Linked DNA regions of Homo sapiens: region 2 is linked to region 1. The links are chromatin loops, found by intact Hi-C in ENCODE. Cell type or tissue: dorsolateral prefrontal cortex. All regions are shown on one strand. Links, peaks and the distances in the headings refer to the core of each region. The heading gives the core; the rest is flanking DNA.

Evidence for each region. Hi-C counts contacts between places; a loop is a spot of excess contacts. Peaks named below come from ENCODE experiments on the same cell type or tissue, not always from the same donor. Only the 100,000 strongest peaks of a DNase experiment are listed, where the experiment ranks them.
Region 2: a loop joins it to region 1, with 3 times the contacts of the local background. A loop is called at or near these places in 8 of 110 quality-filtered maps.

Annotation. Positions count from the first base shown.
Region 1 is chr9:96,125,826-96,128,737 of GRCh38, forward strand. No RefSeq gene overlaps it. Among named protein-coding and RNA genes, the nearest start is that of LINC00092, 110 kb to the left of the region's middle. RefSeq lists enhancers at 958-1,488, 2,873-2,912. In dorsolateral prefrontal cortex, for the core only: no CTCF peak of the experiment used is centred there; no DNase peak of the experiment used is centred there.
Region 2 is chr9:96,210,810-96,213,721 of GRCh38, forward strand. No RefSeq gene overlaps it. Among named protein-coding and RNA genes, the nearest start is that of HSD17B3-AS1, 34 kb to the right of the region's middle. In dorsolateral prefrontal cortex, for the core only: no CTCF peak of the experiment used is centred there; no DNase peak of the experiment used is centred there.

The DNA of each region.
Region 1 (2,912 bases), core at 326-2,825:
GGTGTTTGAGACCAGCCTGGGCAGCAGAGCAAGACCCTATCTCTACAAATAATAATAAGATAAAACAAGTAGCCAAGGGTGGTGGCATGTGCCTATAGTTCTAGCCGCTTGGGAGGCTAAGGTGGAAGGATCACTTGAGCCTAGGAGTTGGGGGCTGCAGTGAGCTATGATTGTGCCACTGTACTCCAGCCTGGGTGACAGTTGAGACCCTGTCTCTTTAAAAAAAATGCTGTTATTAAGCTTCCTAGGAAGGGAGACAACTTGTAGCCGCTTATTGAAAAGACCCCAGAGGGCTATGGCTTCACATTCGTGGATAGGATTTGAGGATCCAAACACCTGATAAGTCTCTGTCCCTCCTTTTCTCACGAGAGCCTGACAGATGACCCATGTGATTTCAATTTGTTCTTACACAAGCAAGGAGCAAATACTACACTTTTTTTCTCTTAAAAGCAACCTGTAAAACAAAGGTGCTGGGAGGACGCAACTGAAAAGAATGTTTGCACCCGGCTGTCAGGGGTTGTGTTTCTCGGCAGGCAGCCCTGTTTTCTGTTGCAAGCGCTATTGGTTCTATGCATCAGCAGAATCCATTTCAGGGTGCAGACTCCTGGCAAATCCTCGTGGCATTTGGGGCTTTCTGCCATTGGGAGTGACTGTGTGTATAGGAGTCCCTCCTCCCCAACGTGTGACTGAGCGCCAAAGCCCGCCATGGGTGCATTTGCAACTTCTCAAAGGAAGTAAAGACAGCCCTTAAAAGGAACCAGTGCTTGTTCTTGGGATGTTTACAGTGAAGTAACCCCTATGTCATTTTCCCTCGCAGGGAGGTCTTTCCTTGATTGCTAATAGTCTGTGTACTTTAGCCATGTGTGGCGCAGCCCATGGCCGCGGCCCGAGCAGCCAGGCCCCCTCCGCCCCGCAGCTTTCTTTCAACTGCACAGAACACAGCGAGGCTGTGCCGGCCTGGCCCACCCAGGGAGCCGCCACAGAGTTCTCATGCAGGGGACCTCCCGGCAGTCTCCCCTCTCCCTGACCAGCCAAGGCCCGCCGTTCCCCTCGGAAATGGCTCAGCGGCCCTCCTGACCTCCTGCTCAGGACACCTTCTTGCACCTTCCACCCCAGGTCTGCGGCATGGCCACTGTACAAATCCTTCCCAAGCCTCTTCTAAGCAAGTGGTTCTCTCTTGAAGAGCTCAGGGGAGGCCCAGGGAAGATAGTGGGCAAAGGGGTGGTCACCAGAGAGAGTGGTCTTTAACCTCGCCGCCCCACCAAATGGCACTGGCCCCTCCAAGAAAGGTGCCCTGGGGAGCTGAAGATCTCTTGGAGGGATTGGAAAACACCCTGGAGGCCTGTGTGGCAGCCTGGAGCTGAGGGACAAAGTTGGGAAGGAGGGGCGGGCAGGCATGGGCCAAGCAAGCTGGTCTGGCTCTAAGGACTATGGGGGATGAGATTTACATTTCACTCAGGAAATGGAAAGTGGGTGAAGGAGGAGCAAGAATGGGAGCAGGAAGTCTCTGGAGGACCTCCAGGAAGAGAATAGGCACACGGATGAGGGTGTTGGTCCTGCCATGTTCCAGGAGCTGGTCTGATCGCTGCCCTCTTGGCGCTTACATTCTAGAGGGGCTGAAAAACCATAAATCAATAAAGAATACAGAAAAATTTCAAGTTGCAATAAGTTCTGTGTATAAAAACTAGTCAGAGTGAGGGGTAAGGTGAAGGCAAATGCTCCTTCTGTGGCCAAGTCTCAGCAGCATAAGTCAGTGCTTCCCAAAGTGGCCTGGTGATAAGGTCTATGGAAACTCAGATTCTGGGGCTCTGACTCACCAAATCAGCAGGTGCCTGAGGGGACCGGGCAGTGTGGACACTTATCAAGTGTCCCAGGTGAGTCTTGTCATCAGATAAGTTTGGGAAACAGAGACACGAGGACCATGCTCAGATAGATCTGAGCTTTAACGTAGCTCCTCCTCACTCTCCTAAGCCTCGCCTTCCTCACCTGTGAAATGGGAATCCTAACAGCGCTAGCCTCAAAGGGTTGTCAATGAAGATTAAGGATAAGAGGTAGATAAGCCATTTTGCAGAGTGCCTAGCCCACAATAGGGGTGGTAAAATTTGGAGAAAGGGTTCTCTACAGCATGACTGGTAATACTTGATTACATTTCATCAAGTTGATGAGTCTACACTAAAGACCACTACATATGTTTCACACCTTGGAGTCAAAGTCTCTCTTTCCCTTGCTCCCCAAGCTAAATCAAGTGACACTGATCCCACATCTAAATAGTTCTTCATCACATGGCTCATACTCCAGCCTAAGCCATCTTCATCCCACCCTACCCTCCCTGGCCACCTCCAAGCCATCCATTCTCTAAACCATAGCCCTGCTGTTGTTTCTCGTTGGATTGGATTACTCTCTCCCTTAGTTTAACAGCTTTCCCATTGCCAACATCATCCTCATGGCTCACCAAAGCTCACCTTGATCTGTCTCCAGCTTCACCACGAAAATCCTATCCCGGGAGTTCTCAGTTGCGACTTAAACATGACTTATTTGGGAAGCCTTTGATCCCCCTCGGATATGTTCCCATTGCAACCTTCTGTAAAACCCATCAGACTTGCAATGAATTTTCTATTGTCTGGCTTCTCCATGAAATGGGAAGCTCCATGAAAGCTAGGGTAGGTCCTGTCCTCTTAGAGACATGGTGGTGTATTGGGATTAAATTAGATAATAAGGGAGGCCTAGCATGGTAGGTAAATCATTAAGGTTGCGGTAATGCAGAGATGCAGACTCAAGTCGAGCTGTTAATTACCAGACTTCCATATGCATGGTCAGTGCTAAGAGATATCTATTTTTTTTAATTTGTTCAGGGAGAAGTGATGGTAATTGATGCATGGTGATTGATCTATAATGTCAGGCTACATCTACAG
Region 2 (2,912 bases), core at 206-2,705, 85 kb after region 1:
CTAACAGGTCAGTGTCAGGAGGTCTCCTCTCTGGGTCCATTTCGTTTCTTAAGGGAAGCGTCCTTCAGTCCCGTGCCTGCAGGAGGGCGGGGCCACTGGTGTGTGACTGCCTTCCCATGTTCTGAGAGCAAAGAAAGGTAAGAAAGCTGGAGACCTCACCATTCAATATGAAGACGTTCCCCATATCCCCCCATTTTTAACCCTGCATCTGACCTCTCTTCTGCACTGCGCTGTCTGATGGCCCCTAGTCCAGAGCAGAAGAGCTGAATTTCTCACCAGATAACTCTCCAGCCTCCTGAGGGAAGAGGGTGGCAGTTGCCTGGGTGAATGGGCAACTTCATCCAGACCTTTATCAACCCCTTGGTTTTTGGCTTCACTGAGCATGGCACCTGGTGCCTTTGAGACCTGACAGGTTCTAGGGGATAAGGAAGCTCCTTCTCACTTGTGTCCCCTCTGCTGACATTCAAGATGGACATTTTTGGCCTGTTCTGTCCATTACTACTTCTTCAGCGTCTCTCTATCTTTCAGGGTTGTCCTACAGTCTCTCTTCTACAGCTATGTTGGCCCTTGTGGGTTTACCTTTGTATTTCCTTTATTGTCATCCTGGTGAGCTTTTGAAGGGATAGGAAACAAACCCACGTGGCCCCTCCGCATGTAAGAGGCCTTCTTTGTTTTTGAATCTGATTCGAGTTCTCCACATTGGCTTTCCTCCACCAATTAGCCCCACTTGCCTGCCTACATCTTTCCCATTCACTCAGAAGGCTTCATCTGCAGCCAGCGCCATTCTCAATCCCAGCTGCCTTCTGAAAGCTCACGTTGCTTTTCTTCCCTCAGTATCCCTCCCATTTAATTCAACCTCAAATCCCACTATCTCCATGGAGTACTCAATGACTGGTTCAGCCTATAATAAACTTTTTGTTCTCCAATTCTTTTAGCACCTATAGTTTGCACATGTACTCTAACTCTATTTATTGATTTACTTATTCCTGGATTCATTCCTTTACTTATTAGTTGGGAACTTGTCTCCAGAGCCTTTTGCTTTGTTAGGTTACATAAAATGCAGTCATATAGAGCATATTAGAATCATGTGGGAAAGAAAAGGAAAGGGCCAAGGTAAACTGGGGCCAAAAAAGGAGCCGATACAAGAGCACATGCTGTCACATACTCAGTCCTACATGCTCAATGGGTGCATCAAAAAATCAGCTTCAGGCCATTGCGGTGGCTCACGCTTGTAATCCCAGCACTTTGGAGGCCAAGGCAGGTGGATCACCTGATGTCAGGAGTTTGAGACCAGCCTGGCCAACATGGTGAAACACCATCTGTACTAAAAATACAAAAATTAGCCAGGTGTGGTGGTGCATGCCTGTAATCCCAGCTCCTCGGGAGGCTGAGGCAGGAGAATCACTTGAACCCAGGAGGCGGAGGTTGCGGTGAGCCAAGATCACGCCATTGCACTCCAGCCTGGGTGACAAAGTGAGACTCCATCTCAAAAAAAATCAGCTTCCATTATCCAGCCTCTGCTAGTGCTCAACAGGATGGCTGCTGACACGTTGGGCTTTTTCACGAGGGGATCCCATGTCCTGAAAGGCACATATCCTCAACTCCACCCTCACAGACACTGGGGGTCCGGCAGTGGACGCCACAGGACTGTCGTGAAAGGTCACTGAGCTTTCCCGGCTAATATGGTGGGAGAAAATTGCCACACTCTTTCGTCAGAGAATATTGAATACCCTTGTCAGAAACAAGATGCTGGACCTCTGGGCTAACACAGGGTGGCATTTCGCCTGTGACCCCAGCAGTGTCTCCTGGGCAGTGCATAAGACTTGAGTAGTGTTACAGGCCCAGCTTTTCACTTTTATGTGAATCTCTGGTTTTCTCTGAATTTTGGTTTCCTTCCTTGTAAGATGAAGATATACTTACCCTGCCCGCTACTCAGCACTAATATGAGAATCAACTGAGTTAATATCCAAATACTATATAAATCAAATTTAAAATGCTATACATCTATCTTCTTATTGTCTATGCTTTTTCCTGAAATCTAAATTACCCTTTTGAGAAACTATACTGTCAAACCTCATATGGTTTGAAGATGCTAAAGGAGACATACCCATGACACACTACGGGGCCTTAAAACATATGGGGCTAAGCTGCCTCCGGAAATAGAAAGCCATGTCCCAACATTGAATACACTGAACTTGGAACAGAGAATCTAACACAGCAGATCTTTTTTTTTTTTTTTTTTTTTCGGAGACAGGGTCTCACTCTGTGGCCCAGGCTGGAGTGCAGTGACACCATCGTAGCTCACTGCAGCTTTCGTCTCTTGGGCTCAACAGATCCTCCTGCCTCAGCCTTCTGAGGAGCTGGAACTACAGGCATGCACTGTCAAGCCCAACTAATTTCCTAAATTTTCTTGTAGAGATGGGGTTTCTTCACGTTGCCCAAGCTAGTCTCAAACATTAGGGCTCAAGTGAGCCTCCTGCCTGGGTTTCCCAAAGTGCTGGGATTAGAGGTGTGAGCCACTGCACCCGGCCCAGCAGATCTTTAATATATGCAGACATGAAGCCAGGCTAGATGGAGACTGTGTCAGGCTGCATCTCACAAAGCCCTTTCGCATTCTCTATCACATTAAATGCCTACAACAATGCAGTGAGGTAAGCATGACTACTCTCAGTTTAAAGAGAAGTGAGATGAATTTTTCAAAAATCAATCAGTTAAGTGGGAAGACATTTCTCAGTCCTAAATCTTGCTCAGCATCCACACAATCTAAAGAATTTGTCTAACCATGGACGATGATAAGAGTGAGCACATACACGCTCTAAATCAGGGGTCCCCAAACCCCAGGGCGAAGACGGGTACCAGTCCATGGCCTGTTAGGAATCAGGCCACAAAGCAGGAGGTGAGTGGTGGGCGAA